2 separate regions of the Homo sapiens genome follow, and region 2 is linked to region 1. Evidence: chromatin loops called from intact Hi-C (ENCODE). Cell type or tissue: left ventricle myocardium inferior. All regions are shown on one strand. Links, peaks and the distances in the headings refer to the core of each region. The heading gives the core; the rest is flanking DNA.

What was found. A loop is a pair of places that touch in the nucleus more often than their neighbours do. Peaks named below come from ENCODE experiments on the same cell type or tissue, not always from the same donor. Only the 100,000 strongest peaks of a DNase experiment are listed, where the experiment ranks them.
Region 2: it touches region 1 in a loop (2.2-fold over the local background); 10 of 110 quality-filtered maps call a loop at or near these places.

Annotation. Positions count from the first base shown.
Region 1 is chr18:12,638,271-12,642,940 of GRCh38, reverse strand. The region is part of intron 1 of SPIRE1 (spire type actin nucleation factor 1); the gene reads left to right. Among named protein-coding and RNA genes, the nearest start is that of SPIRE1, 18 kb to the left of the region's middle. In left ventricle myocardium inferior, for the core only: CTCF peaks have their summits at 1,862 and 2,063; a DNase peak (open chromatin) is centred at 2,186; H3K27ac peaks cover 2,682 bases.
Region 2 is chr18:12,472,589-12,477,258 of GRCh38, reverse strand. The region is part of intron 10 of SPIRE1 (spire type actin nucleation factor 1); the gene reads left to right. Among named protein-coding and RNA genes, the nearest start is that of PRELID3A, 67 kb to the right of the region's middle. In left ventricle myocardium inferior, for the core only: no CTCF peak of the experiment used is centred there; no DNase peak of the experiment used is centred there.

The DNA.
Region 1 (4,670 bases), core at 415-4,414:
TTTTTAAAATTTTACTTTAAGTTCCAGGATACATGTGCAGAATGTGCAGGTTTGTTACATAGGTATACATGTGCCATGCTGGTTTGCTGCACCTGTCAACCCGTGATCTAGGTTTTAAGCCCCACAGGCATTACATATTTGTCCTAATGCTCTTCCTCCCCTTTCCCCTGCCATCCCTGACAGGCCCTGGTGTGTGTTGTTTCCCTCCCTGTGTCCATGTGTTCTCATTGTTCAACTCCCACTTATGAGTGAGACCATTTCTAAATAGTCCTGGGCACCTCCTATCCTGTACTTGCCATCAGAATACTTCTGAAGATGACATTCTAGACAGCCACTGTTACTCAGAATTGGCACTAGAGATGAAACTTATTTGCTCTGCAAGCTTCCAGTGTTGCCAGATTACATAAAATAGATAAAAGATAATATCCAAATTTTGTGGCGGGTTTTAATCACTGATACTAGGTCCAAGGGGAGACTCTAGTCCCTGGGAAGGTGACTGGTAATAACAATCCAAGGCTGTCATTTTTTTTGAAAGGTAAGGGATTTAGTTACAAATCTAGGAAGCAAAGTGTAGTCTATGTCAAAAATAAAGTGGGAGCTTCCATTTCTGAATTAGGATAGAAGTCACATTTATGGCAAAGGTGATTGAAGGCTGAAAGTCCTAGAGCCTGGCTTGGGGCAGAGTCTGTGGGTGGGGGTCAGATAATCTCAAGGAAGAAGATGCAAGTTCTGGAGAGTGCCTGTCACACAAACGTATTGTTGGTGAATGAACAGATGAATGCTTTTTCCATGAGAGATATTTAAAATTAGAGGTCATGTCCCTGACTGTTTTTTGTATCAAATCCATAACATTCACGCTGAGGCGGGCGGATCACAAGGTCAGGAGATTGAGACCATCCTGGCTAACATGGTGAAATCCCATTTCTACTGAAAATACAAAAATTAGCTGGGCGTGGTGGTGCGTGCCTGTAGTCCCAGCTACTCAGGAGGCTGAGGCAGGAGAATTGCTTGAACCTGGGAGGCGGAGGCTGTAGTGAGCCAAGATCATGCACTGCACTCCAGCCTGGGCGACAGAGCAAGACTCCATCTCAAAAAAAAAAAAAAAAAAGCATAACATTCTTTTTTCCCTTAAAATGCAACTTGGCAAAGATGATTTTGTTGGGGGAAATTGGTTTAAGCTAATAAATACGTAGTTTCACTGTCCTAACTTTTGAAGTTCTGTTCATTGATTCCAAGTCCTCAGTGGCCACTGCACTTTAGAAATTCATGTATGAGGCTGGGTGTGGTGGCTCACGCCTGTAATCCCAGCACTTTGGGAGGCTGAGGTGGGCGGATCATGAGGTCAAGAGATCAAGACCATCCTGGCCAACATGGTGAAACCCCGTCTCTACTAAAAATACAAACATTAGCTGGGCATGGTAGTGTGTGCCTGTAGTCCCAGCTACTTGGGAGGCTGAGGCAGGAGAATCGCTTGAACCCTGGAGACGGAGGTTGTAGTAAGCCAAGATCGTGCCACTGCACTCTAGACTGGCGACAGAGCGAGACTCCATCTCAAAAAAAAAAAAAGAAAAAAAGAAATTCGGGTATGATTAGGCTGTAGAAATTTTTTTATTGCTAAATTTCAGCCTGTTAACTACAAAACTATGGGTTTTTTTTCCTAGTAATAATACAAAAATTGTCCCAGAAGCATATTTAATAAACTCCTTTCTTATAAAAGTATTATAGTTCTTAAACTAATGGTTGTTGTTGATCAGTTTTGGTCAAATGTTTGAGAATATTATTCTTGAAAACATGGAGCATGTTCAGGATGTTGTTTGTCAATCCATTAACAAATCCTGTTCTACTTCCAAATTATTTCATGAACCCTCTCCTTTTCACCCTCATTACTGCCATCTCCCTGCCTGGCCGCCCGCGTGTAGTGCTGCAGTACAATGATAGTAGCCTCCTCGCTGGCCTTGAGCTTTCCATCTGGCTGTCTCCACTACGTTCTTCACATTATAGCAAGACTGACCTGGAAACTACCTGGACGCAGCTGACCCTCTTGCCTGGTATCCTTCAATAGCTTCCCATTTTCCTTAAAGTCAAATCTGAACTCATCATACTATCCTTACAAGCCTGTGTGATCTGCCCCCTGCCTGTCTAAACACAGTTTATGTTACTCATCCACCAAACACTTCCCAGGCCTGTCACACGCCACCTCCTGCTTCCGGAACAGATTCTTCTTCCCGCCCTGCAGTTGGTTCTACCCAGCTTCAAGGTCTCTGTTTAAATATCATCTTTTGGAGGAATCTTACCTGACCACCCCAGATGGGGTCATTTCTGTTACTTTCTCTCCCTTTTGGATCCATTTATCACGAGTTCTGTTTTGTTTGATTACTTTTTTGGGGCTGTGTTCAATAAAATGTAAGCCTTATGAGGCAAGAACTGTGTCTAGCTTGTTTACTACGACAGTGTGTCATCAGTGCTTATGAGTAGTACTTAGTAGGTGGTGAATAAATATTTACTGAACAAATGAAGGTGGCAGAGGTATGCTGGCAGGAGAGCAGGGTGTATTCATTGGTATCTCAGTTTTAGCATGAAAAAGAACATAATTTCACATGGTTAGAGGGACTGAAACATTGTCTAGAATTTGGTCACATAGTAAAAAGCTGGAGAATAATTCTGAGAACCATTTATCTTAAAAGTTCCAGAAATTCTGTTTTTTTGGTAGGTATAGTTTGCCTTTTGCTTATTCAGCTAGTTTGAATCATATTGATAATGTGACTGCATGATAAGTCAGCCATATGCTGAGGTTTCTACTTTAAAGATAAGTAGCTACCTTAATTTGAAAGTATTATTTGCATTCTCTGAGCAGACCCATGGTGAAATGATCTGATTATCAATATTTAAGATTTATAATGTCTGCTGAAGATGACAGTGTTGCCTTAGTTATGAATTCTTTATGACAGACATTTTATATCAGGACTAGTTTGTTTCGTAAAGCCATTCTGTGTCAGTTTATAGGAAGGCATAGGCTTTTCTGTTTCCTGGGACATAAGGGGACTCGTCTAATAAATTTTTTTTTTTTTTTTAAAGACAATGTCTGGCTCTGTTGCCCAGGCTGGAGTGCAGTGGTACCATCTCAGCTCATTGCCTGCCTCCTGGGCTTAAGCCATTCTCCCACCTCAGCCTTTCTTTTTTTTATTTTTATTTATTTATTTATTTATTTTGAGATGGAGTCTCATTCTTGCGCCCAGGCTGGAAGTGCAGTGGCGTGATCTCTGCTCACTGCAACCTCCGCCTCCTGGGTTCAAGCAATTCTCTGCCTCAGTCTCCCGTGTAGCTGGGATTATAGGCATCTGCCACCATGCACAGCTAATTTTTGTATTTTTAGTAGAGATGGGGTTACACCATCTTGGCTAGGCTGGCCTTGAACTCCTGACCTCGTGATCCACCTGCCTTGGCCTCCCAAAGTGCTCGGATGGCAGGTATGAGCCACTGCGCCTGGCCGCATTCCTCAATTCAACAACAGCTTCTTCAATTGGAAACTACCAGTATAGCATCAAGGGATTTACACTTGACAAGTTCTGAGTCTTTCTTCAAAGGTTGGCCACTTCTGTTTTACTGCACCAGACCTAAGGAATGAATCCCTCTAAAACTTACAAATCCTGTGACTTCACCCAGAATTTTTTTTTTTGAGATGGAGTGGCGCTGTCTCGCCCAGGGTGGAGTGCAATGCCTGAACCCAGGAGGCAGAACTTGCAGTGAGCCAAGATCATGCCACTGCACTCCAGCCTGGGCGACAGAGCGAGACTCCGTCTCAAAAAAAAAATTTTTTTTGAGGAATGCATTTCCCCATTCCTCAGAAACAGTAGAAATGGTAGTTAGCCTGGACAGTACCCCTGCAGTTCCCCTCAATCCCAACAGCCACTGAAAGTGGGAATGGAGATATATTAGTCCATTCTTGCATTGCTATAAAGAACTACCTGAGACTGGGTAATTTATAAAGAAAAGAGGTTTAATTGGATCACTGTTCTGCAGGCTGTACAGGAAGCATGGCTGGGGAGGCCTCAGAAAACTTACAGTCATCGCAAAAGGTGAAGGGGAAGCCAGCACGTCCTGGATGGCTGGAGCAGGAGGAAGAAAGAGGGAAGGAGGAGGTGCTACAGACTGAAACAACCAGATCTCATGATAACTCGCTATCACAGGACAGCACTAGGGGGATGGATGGTGCTACACCATTAGAAACCATCCTCATGATCTAATCACTTCCCACCAGGCCCCACCTCTAACATTGAGAATTATAATTGAACAGGAGATTTGGGTGGGGGCATAGAACCAAACCATATCAAGAGGATTAGAATAAGAAAACCACACCAACATACATGAGGAGGAATCAGGAGCCTTAGAGTGTGCTCTTCACTCTGTCACCAACTCTGTGTCATTATGTGCAACTCATTTGACTCCTTGAGCTCTCAGATTACTCATCTGTTTTTAATTAATTAATTAATGGTTTCTGAGGCAAGGCCTTGTTCTGTCACCTGTTCTGGAGTGCTGTGGCACTATCACAGCTCACTGCAGACTGGACCTCCTGGGCTCAAGTGATCCTCCTTCCTCAGCTTCCTGAGTAGCTGGGACTACAGGCTTGTGCCAACATGCGTGGCTAATTTTTTATTTTTGATAGAAACTGG
Region 2 (4,670 bases), core at 392-4,391, 170 kb after region 1:
GGCACCAATCTGCAGCTGCCAGGAACTACCTTCCTGCACCCCCACAGGCCTACTTTTAACTCCTTTTCTAGTCCTCTTTCATCACCTCATGAGGCAACACTACACAGCAAGGCATGATCAGATAAATTTGCAGCCTCTGTAACCTTCTTTGTGGTCCTCTTTTTGAAGATAAAGTGGTAATGCCCCAAATCCAAATCTTGAGATGATTTGCTAGGCACACTCTTCTTAATCAAAGAGAGGCCATTTTCATCAGTTAGAACATGAAGCAAGCAATAAATTGCCGAAAAGAGAAATGTGAGATCTGGATTCCAGCTACCTCTGACTTTTGTCACTAGCTACTGGTTTAAACCCGGATGAATCATAGTTCTTAAGTCAGTGGTGGTAGAAATCTCAAAGATTTATGGAACAGAGTGAATGATCTTAGACAAGGGTATGGAAATAAGCGTATTCCTCTCTTCCTCTTCAATCTAAAATTGATGTTTTTAAGTATAAGGGAAGAGCAAAGGTATTAAATGTGGGAATGCCTTATGTTCCTTTTTAAATATATACATAATTCCTTTTTAATATATATATTTAGAAGTTTTGAAATTCTTTTATATATATTTGAAATTCTTTTATATATATGTGTATATATATGTGTGTGTATATATGTGTGTGTGTGTGTGTGTGTATATATATATATATATATATATATTTTTTTTTTTTTTTTTTTTTTTTGGAGACAGAGTCTCGCTCTGCCAGCCAGGCTGTAGCACAATGGCCCAATCTCTGCTCACTGCAAACTCGACCTCCCAGGTTCAAGCGATTCTCCTGTCTCAGCCTCCCGAGTAACTGGGATTACAGGTGCCTGCCACCATGCTCAGCTAATTTTTTTATATTTTTATTAGAGATGGGGTTTCACCATGTTGGCCAGGCTGGTCTCAAACTCCTGACCTCAAGTGATCCACCTGCCTCAGCCTCCCAAAGAGCTGGGATTACAGGCGTGAGCCACCACGCCCAGCTGAAAACTTCTAAATGTATTCATATGTTAACATTTAGAAAACACAGATAAACCAAAGTCTTTATTTTTAATCAACTGTTTCAAGTTTTGTGTTTGTATTAATCAAAGTTTTAATAAACTTTCTATTGATGAGACAGTAGTTCTCTTTAATAGTGGTAGATGAATTGTGTTTATTCTAAAACACTATTAACATTAGCTAATTTCAGATCATCAACTGGTTAAAGCCAGCTCAGAAGAAGGTCTGTTGTAAAGCCATTTAATGAACTGACATTTATATAGACATGAATGAACACCTGGAAACTCAAACTGTGTTTCCTTACAGTGTGAATTAGTAAAGACAATTCTCCATGTGGCACCTGCCCTAGGCCCGCTCAGGGTGTACGGACTGGGTGCTGGAATGGACACTTGATCTTGCTGGCCATCAGCGTATTCTCCCTTTGATGAGAGGAGCTGATTCTGTGATTTCTAGGTCTCTTCCAGTTCCAAAACGTGGTAGTTTTGCTCCAGAAGCATGAAACTGGAAAAGATGTTGAGGAATTCTATCTATTCCTAAACCAAGATTGACTTACCTCTGGTCATATTTGCTGTCTTACAAATGGCCACAAATACAGAGACTGTTAAATACATCCCATGTCACATTACAGGGTTTTTTTTCGTTCACATTTTATAGTAATTTTTTGTTCCCTACTTTTTAGTGCATTTTTAAACTCTTCTCCTATTCTTTTCACCAACTTCTTTTTTTTTTCCAGTACCACTCCATTTTTTCCATTCAAATATTTATTGAATGCCTTCAGTAAGTACTGCAGGTACAGACAGAAATATGATGGTCTCTGCCCTTCTGTTGTTTATAATTTAAATAGAATATAAAAAACATACCTAAGAATCATTCCAAGTGCTTAGTGAGCACAGTGTCTTAGGGTATGTAGAATGTGACTGGACACTACAGAAGTCCAGAGACGGCAGAGGTCAGTTCAGTGAGTCAGTAAACACCACAGGGACTGAAAAGGCTGGAGAAGCCACGTGGAAGAGTAGTAGGATTTAGGTTTTAGAATGAGTATAAAAGACAGCAGAGGGCTTTCCATTTTGTTATGAGATGTGAGCCGGGCTGTGCCACAGCATGTTGATGTATTTCTCCCGTGCCTTCCCAATAGCAGAAATGCAGTCTTACTCAAACCTCTGCTCCTTACTGCATGTCTGGCATCTAGTGACTCTGCTGACTTGTCTAGTGAATTCCTGGCTGACGTTGCACCATGAGCAAAGACCAAGTGAAGACTCAGGGCTGTAGAAGACAGTAGAGAACAAATAAAGGGCAGTCTCAAAAAGGTTGACTTTATTCTTTTTCTTCCTGCTTCTCAGTTGTATCACCTACTTCCCCATTTTCCCTCTCCTCCTCAAATTTAATGGCTGGCTTCCAAACATGGTTTTTTGGGGGGGTTTTTTGAGATGGAGCCTCACTACATTGCCAAGGCTGGAACACAGTGGAGCGACCTCAGCTCACTGCATCCTCCGACTCCCGGGTTCAAGCAATTCTGCTTCAGCCTCCCGAGTAGCTGGGATTACAGGTGCCCACCACCACACTCAGCTAGTTTTTGTAATATTAGTAGAGATAGGGTTTCACCATGTTGGCCAGACTGGTCTCGAACTTCTGACCTCAGGTTATCTGCCCACCTCGGCCTCCCAAAGTGCTGGGATTACAAGCATGAGCCACCACACCTGGGCCCAAACATGTTTTTAAGTGCCAAAACTTTTTCTTGACACCAGACTTACACAGAAGTACAGTGTCAATCAGCTGGAAATGGAGATGGGGACTAGAGCCTTCCCCACCCACCACCACCCACCCTTCCCATCCTTCAGGGCCTCCTGAAGGCCTCATAGAGCAATGTGAAATTTCTTTTCCATTCCAAGAGGGAGTGGCCCACTGCTGAGTCAGTACTCAGCTGGCACTGAACTCACCAGTGGAGTCCACCTGCCTCTGCTGCCCCTTGCATGAGCCTCTTTGTCCACTCTCTGTAATGAAGCCCACAGAACAATTGAAGGAGACACCAGAATTTCCCCTTGAAGAGGAAGCAGTGACACTTCCAACTGTAAACTGAACACTTTATTCACTCTTGATATAGGAAATGCTGTCACGTGTATGTAAATTTCACCTGTTAACTTATCAGGACTCATTCTAGCAATGTTTTTGGTTTTTGTGGGGTTTTTTTGGTTTGTTTGTTTTACATTTTAATAAATGCTTTCTAGCCACCATAATACCTACTGTATGGTAAACTCTGTATATATACGTGATCTTATTTAATCTCCTTTTCCATAGAAACTCTATATTCTTTTAAGAGATACCTTCCACCATTCCACAATATCAGCTGTGCTCCCCTGCAGAGTTTTCATTTGATGACATCCACCAGAAACTTCTTACCACACATTGCTGTGTTTGGGGGTTAACTTAAATGTGGGTCCAAATTATCACACAGAACAGTTTACTGCTTAAATAACCCTTATTTAGTTCTGAATTTCTTTGTAATCAGTTAATATATTATTGTAGATCAAATACTCATGAAATTAGAATGATGTTAATTATTTACATTATCAATTACAAACTCAACTGTTTTATATAAAAAGAAAAAACTCCTTAATTCTTTTAAGAACAAAGACACTGACTTGCTTTTTAATTAACAAAATATGAGCAATTTCCATTTGATTAAATGTCCTTTTCCAACATGATGCCTGATAGCTGTGTGGTATTCCACAGTAATAACCTACTGTATTTTATTTACTCAGTCCTCTATTTTTTAAGATTTAGGCTGTTTCCAGTTTTCTACCATTATAAAGAGCAACACTATTGTGAACATTATGTTTTTGCTTTCATTTTCCAGTTTTCTACCATTATTAAGAGCAACACTATGTGAACATTGTTATATTTTTGCTTTTGTTTCTTTCTCAATTTTTTTTTTTTGCCAGAACTGAATTTTCTGGGTGAAAGAATGCACATTTGTGTAGCTTTTGATACATACTGCTAAGTGCCTTAAAGAAAGCTATAATGAGCCAGGTGGGTGGCTCACAGCTATAATCCCAGCACTCTGGGAGGCCAGGCCAGTCAGATAGCTCGAGATCAGGAGTTTGAGGCCAGCCTGAGCAACATAGCAAGACCCCCATCTCTACAAAAATTTGGCTGGGTGTGGTGGCTCACGCCTGTAATCCCAGTACTTTGGGAGGCCAAGGTGAGTGGATCACTTGAGTTCAGAAGTTTAAGACCAGCCTGGCCAACATGGCAAAACCCCATCTCTACTAAAAATACAAAAAAAATAGCCAGGCTTTGTGATGCATGCCTGTAATCCCAGCTACTTGGGAGACTGAGGCAGGAGAATTGCTTGAACCCAGGAGGTGGAGGTTGCAGTGAGCCAAGATCACGCCACTGCACTCCAGCCTGGGCGACAGAGTGAGACTTCATTTGGTGCACACCTGTAGTCCTAGCTACTGGAAGGCTGAGGCAGGAGGATCACTTGAGCCCAGGAGTTAAAGGCTGTGGTGAGCTATAATCATTGCCACTGCACTCCAGCCTGGGTGACAGAGCAAGTCCCCCCCCGCAAAAAAAAGACCAACCACAGTGACTCACACCTGTAATCCCAGCACTTTGAGAGGCTGAGGCAGGCGGATCACTTGAGCCCAGGAGTTC